Linked DNA regions of Homo sapiens: region 1 is linked to region 2. Evidence: chromatin loops called from intact Hi-C (ENCODE). Cell type or tissue: A673. All regions are shown on one strand. Each heading gives the region's core, and the rest is flanking DNA. Links, peaks and the distances in the headings are about the cores only. Region 1 overlaps SEMA4D (semaphorin 4D). Region 2 has its middle 170 kb from the start of LINC03062.

Region 1 (2,916 bases), core at 94-2,593, 400 kb before region 2:
CACCTGTGTGAGTGCATGTGCATCTGCTTGGATCTCTGCATGTGTATACATATGTGTATGCATGGGCATCTGTGTATGTGTGTGTATAATGTATGTGTGCACCTGTGCATGTCTGCCTGTGTACATATATCCATACATATGTATCTGTGTATGCATATACATGTATGTGTGCACAGCTATATGTGCACATACGTGCATGCATCTGTGTGCGCATCTGTGTATGTGTACGCAGACATGTATGTGCGCATCTGTGTGTGCATGTGTGTATATGTGCATCTGTGCATGTGTCACTCTGTTGCAGAACATACATTCTGATCTAGTGTTGCATCTTAGATGTGAATAGTGACTGCTGGCAAGTGTCCTGTAAGGCAGGAACCATGAACCAAAATGCCATCTGGGGACTGTCCAGTCACCCGTGTCTCGGCTCCTTCCTGGGATCAGCTGTCTGGCAGCTAGGGTAGATTACAGAGGGGACACCAGTCACTACCACATGGAAGGTGTCAGTGCTTCTGCCAGCAACAGGATGCAACACTGGCATTAAAATGCCCTGGCTGGCATCCCAGGGAAACTGAAAGGGGATCTCTGGTGACAGCTGTGGACTGGCCAATCTAACATAGGCAGTCATTACCTGGACCCCTGACCTCACTGCATGCAAACTACTGCCTGGGGGAGCGTGTTCTGGCTTATTTCTTATCTCAGGGGTTTGCCCAGATGGGGCAGGTAAAGCTTAGAGTCTCTCCAGGCCCTACAACCAGGACAGTGGAGGACACGCACTCACCACATCTTCCCTCCCAGCTGGAAGCAGGCAGCCAGGTGCTGGGAAACAGAAGACACCACAGCCCTCACCAACCATGCCCTGCCAGTACCTGGCCACCTAGTATCCCCACCCTGGGATGTCCTCTGCCCCCAGAAACCCCTCTCCCACCTCCAGTTAGGATGCTGATGTCACTGCCTTGCAAACTGAGGATAAAATGGCCTTATCCCATCAGGAATCAGGAATGGGTTTCAGGAGCTGTCTAGGTCACAAGCATAATAAACAGTTTATTGTTCCAACTTCAGTTTTCCTAGAATTAAAATGGATCCCTGGAGACCAACACTCCAGCTCTGCAGGGACATGCCTAGCCCTGGACCTGTGTTGGGCCGGACTCACCCAGCAGGGCAGCTGCCAGGACCAGTCTACTTCACCCTCAAGCCACATCCCTGCAGGGGCAAGCGAGCCACAGCCAGGATATCTCAGACATGCTCTAACCCTCACCCACTTCCCAAACCCCTGGGTGCAGCATGTACAGAATGGGAAACCCAGGGAGAGAGACAGAGGGCGGTGGGAGTGAAGAACACAGGCATCCATCTATCAGCAATGTCGGCAGGACAAGCGCTATGAGGATGCACGCAGAGTGGCGGCACGAACAGGGCCCTTCAGAGGAAGGGTGGGGACCCCTCTAAGCAGCAGCCAGCATGGTAGAGATGCAGACTGTCATGCCATTTGTGTGACATCACTCTACTCTTCAGACTTGGATACAGACAATACTGTCTTTTCTGGAGGGTGTGTGGTGTGTGCATGCATCCTTGGGCCCAAGCAGGTTAGTGCTAGCAAAAATAATCATCTTCCACTGGCCTAATGTTGACCTGCTGCCATCTCTAAGGGGGCCAACGGTCTCCCTACTGGACACTGGCTCCCAGGCACAGTGTGGGGTTGTTCTGGGAAGTGGCTGGCCAGCCCCTCAGGGAGGACTGTGTTAACCCTGCGGCCCTAAAGGGATGCCTGGTGTCATGTCTTTCAAAGGTGATACTATGGTCTGAATGTCTGGATTACCCCCAAATTCAGATGTTGAAATCCTAACCACCAATGTGATGGTTTCTGGAGAGGGAGCCTTTGGGAGGTGACTGGGTCAGGAGGGCAGAGTCTTCATGGAAGTAGTGCCCCTATAAAAGGAGTCCCAGAGAGCTCCCTCACCCCTCAACCATGTGAGAAGACGCTGTCTATGAACCAGGAGGAGGGCCTTCACCAGACACCAAATCTGCCAGCGCCTTGATCTTCGACTTCCCAGCCTCCGGAATGGATAAATAAATGTCTGTTTTTATGTCACCCAGTCTATGACATTTTGTTTGAGCAGCCTGAGCTGACTGAGACAGTGGCAATTCAGGGGCTGCTGGCACCCAGCAGAGCTCAGCACCGGACAGAACCCAGCCAGCAGAGATGCTTCCAGAATGCCAAAGGTCGGTCACCATTTACACTGGTAGCGCCTTTGATATGACACTAAAACTGGTGCTTCGGTCCCCCAGAGCTTGGCTTGCAGGGAGGGCAAAATTACATAAAAGACATTATATAGAAAAGTTTTGCTTTAAGTGGACTTTATTTGTATTCTTAATTTTCCACCTCTTATAAAACTGTCCTACCTTCAAAAATAATTCCAAGGGTGCTTAACTCCACAAACCAAATGTAAATTAAAATAAAATACCCATTATTGTCCACAAAGCAAGCTGAAATTTAAAAGTCTGCTGCTAGTTAGTGCTGGGAAGGTGTGGGGTAAAGGACTTCTGGGTACAATTCTGAACTATCCAGATGTCTGCACACTCTGATCCCCTGGCAACTCTTGGGCAGCAAACTATGTGTGCACAGCTACAGGCGTGCAAAGCGACACGTGGGAAGACCACCCTGCCATGACGTGACAGTAAAATGTGCAACCAAAGGGGATGCTCCTCAATGAGGGGCTGGTTAACAGTCAGGCAAGGAAGACAACACCATTACAAAGACTAAAGCTGGTCTACACGAACTGCCTGTGAGCCCATCACACCGAAGACATGTGTAGAGCAACAACACGCGAGGCGCGACCCACCTGTGTCAACAGAGGATGCGTCAGTCTACACACAACACATACACACACAGCCACGGACACACAGGGACATGCACAAACA
Region 2 (2,916 bases), core at 285-2,784:
CCCAATCGGTAATGATTCAGAGAAGGGGGATATTGAAGGCACTGGCTATTTTTCTTCCTTTTTTTAAATTCCGGATATTAATCTTAGAGAAGCACAAAAAAGCAATCTCAAGAGAGGTCTCAGGTGAAGCAGTCTTTACTGAATAGAATCACAGAGACTGTCTTGACATAGAATTGGGCTTTGGAGAGACATTAAGCAAGGGTGACGGACACTGCAGCTGCATAGTGTTGATTGCAGGAGATCGATTGGACAGCCGGCTCTGCTTGTCTGCCATTGTGGTAGACTGTATTTTCCAAAGATGATCATACCTATCTAAAGCCCATCCTCCACTGGGTGCGGGGTGCTGTGTTCCCTTTTTTTGGACCTAGGCAGGCCTTTGTCATTGTTTGAATCAATACAATATGGCAGAGGTGGTGGTGTGTGCCTTTTGTAACCAGATCATCAAAGTCATTAGTTTCTGCTTTGGTCTCTTGTCTCTCTCACTCTTAAGACACTTGCTCTTAAAACCCAGCTGCTATCTTCTGAGGAAGCCCAGGGCACAAGGAGAGGCCACATGTGGGCATTCCAGCCAAAAACTGACAACAAGCATGGGCCACCAGATCTACAAGGAAACATCCTTCAGATGGTTCCTGTCTCTGCTTTGAGTCCCCCAGTGGAGGGACCAGATACCATGGAGCAAAGACAGGCCATCCTGCCACTCCCTGTCCCAATTCCTGACCCATAGGAACTGTGAGAGGTGATAAAAGACTATTGTTTTAAGCTATGAGTGTTGGGGAATGTGTTATGCGGAGCAGATAATAGATTCACCTGTCATATCTAGTGGGTGCTGATTGCCCATGTGCCTGAGCATAACCCCATCTCATATGTTTGCAAAGAACAATGCATGAACCCAGTGCATGGCAGGAATTCAGGGAGCAAAATGAACTTGATGGTTACCCAAGCAGGCAGCAGGAGCTTGGTTCCTGGGTGTGGCTTTTGCGCCCCTGGTTTTAGCTCCAGGGATATTCGTCAAAAGTGTTTAAGGCAAGAGTCAGCCCTGCCTCTGTAGAAATAACAAAGAAAAAACAAATGGCAGGGATAGACAACCCTAGTGGGAAAACACAGATATATGAGTTCCATAGTCACTCAGAGAAATGAAGGGATGAACAAAAGCCCTCATCATTCAAGTGACTTTTCCTAAACTCTAAATAAATCTCGGCTAAACACCCAGGTGTAGGGGCAGTATCCATCACATTCTCAAGGCAGTTGTTTTTTAATTTTTTTTTCCGGGATTAAGATAGAAAATGCTTCAGCTTTCCAAGGCAAAGCGTTGCTGCCTGCATTCTCTGTGTGTCATGTGGCCTCAAGCACACCAGGGGTTTTCCTGGAGTGTGTCCTGGCAGTGAAGAGGCACGCAAGGCATCTGATATCCCAGCACCCACAACTGAACATTTTTATGACATTCGCCCAGCTGTACCTTTATAAAGATATTATGCAGGTTCCGAGAGATTAAGCTTTCCTTCCCAACCAGCTGCTGTGGAATGATGCCCGGCATATGGAGGACAGATAGAATTTCCCACCCTGACATGTGCCGAGAAATTTGACTTTAAAAAGTGTTAATCAGTAGCTCAAATCATCAGCCATGCATGAGGGCAGGACAGCAGGAGTCTGGAAGCTAAATCCACAAATGCATGGGGCCATCCCTGGGTGATCCAGAGAAGGAAGTTCATCCATTCAGTCACATTGAGCATCTCCTGCCAAATGAGGGGTTCCCTGCTTGCTGTAGCTGCAGACCTGAGTTTGAATCCTATGGAGACCTGTTGCTTTGTTAGAAAGTAACAGAGATGTCTGGATGCAGGAATCCGGAGCCTGGTGCTGCCCCGCACTTCATAGGTGTGGTCTTGAACACACTTTTGCTCCCTTCTGGCACTGGGCCTCATCAGAGGGGCTCAGTGAAGTTTGGAGATTGAGTTTGTTTTTCATCTGGATGGACTGCCACCTAAAACATTTCAAAGAGCCCTTGTTTGTCCATCTTCCAGGAAATTTGTCCTGGAGCCTGACCATTCCTTTTTTTGGGGAGGCACCTCTCAGCAGCAAAAGGTGAAGTTAGGGGTGGCAGCACAGGGGTTTGGCCTCAAGAAAGTGGCTGGTGCCCCTGGGATGGTGGCCAGCAGTGAGGAGGAGCTGAGCAGGGGAGGAACTTCAAGGTTGGTTTCAGGTCTGGGGGCTGGAAGTACAGACATGGGGATGGACAGTTCTAGGCTTCGAGGGAGCTGCAGCCCTGGCAGGGGAAGAGGGCTTCATGTGGGAGGGTAGTCAGGGGCCGTCACTGCAGAAGCTGGGTGGCCCTGTCACCAGGGTAATGGACCACAGATAGCAGATATGTCCAGGCAGCTGCAGAGAACATGCTGGATTGCCCCTTTCCAGAGTGCGGGCAAGGCTGGCCTGGCAACAGCCAGGGATCCCCTCCCCAGGTATGAGGTGTGGGCACAGAGCCACCTTCCTCTCCAGGTGCAGGGTGGGATAGGGGAATTGGGGCCAGGGAGGAGGGCTGGGAGCAAAGAGAGGGGGAGGTAGGGGAGGTGAGCTGGGGTGGGGAGGAGGAGGGGATGGGGGTGGAGAAGGTAGAATGAAGAAGAGATGGTGGGGTGGGGAGGAGGGCCGGGGATGGGGAACCTGTGGAGTCCCAGGTGGGGAGCCCTGGGCCAGGCTTGACAATCTCTGTCTCTTTCCAGCCATGAGGTGTGGCTACTTTTGCTTTTTGTCTCTAATGCTGAGAAGAAACACCCACAGAGAAAGTAGACATAAAACCCTTCAGATAACAGGGGGTAGAAATCAAACACACATCCTGTGACTCTGCTGTGCGGGAGGACGGTGCCCCCACCTCCAGGAGCCCAGCTGTAGGGGGGAATGGAGGCTGGGCTCAGCACCGCAGCC

What was found. Hi-C counts contacts between places; a loop is a spot of excess contacts. Peaks named below come from ENCODE experiments on the same cell type or tissue, not always from the same donor. Only the 100,000 strongest peaks of a DNase experiment are listed, where the experiment ranks them.
Region 1: it touches region 2 in a loop (4-fold over the local background); 1 of 110 quality-filtered maps calls a loop at or near these places.

The regions. Positions count from the first base shown.
Region 1 is chr9:89,413,644-89,416,559 of GRCh38, forward strand. All of the region lies in intron 2 of SEMA4D (semaphorin 4D), which reads right to left. Among named protein-coding and RNA genes, the nearest start is that of SEMA4D, 83 kb to the right of the region's middle. RefSeq lists an enhancer at 1-65. In A673, for the core only: no CTCF peak of the experiment used is centred there; no DNase peak of the experiment used is centred there.
Region 2 is chr9:89,809,194-89,812,109 of GRCh38, forward strand. No RefSeq gene overlaps it. Among named protein-coding and RNA genes, the nearest start is that of LINC03062, 170 kb to the left of the region's middle. In A673, for the core only: no CTCF peak of the experiment used is centred there; a DNase peak (open chromatin) is centred at 1,378.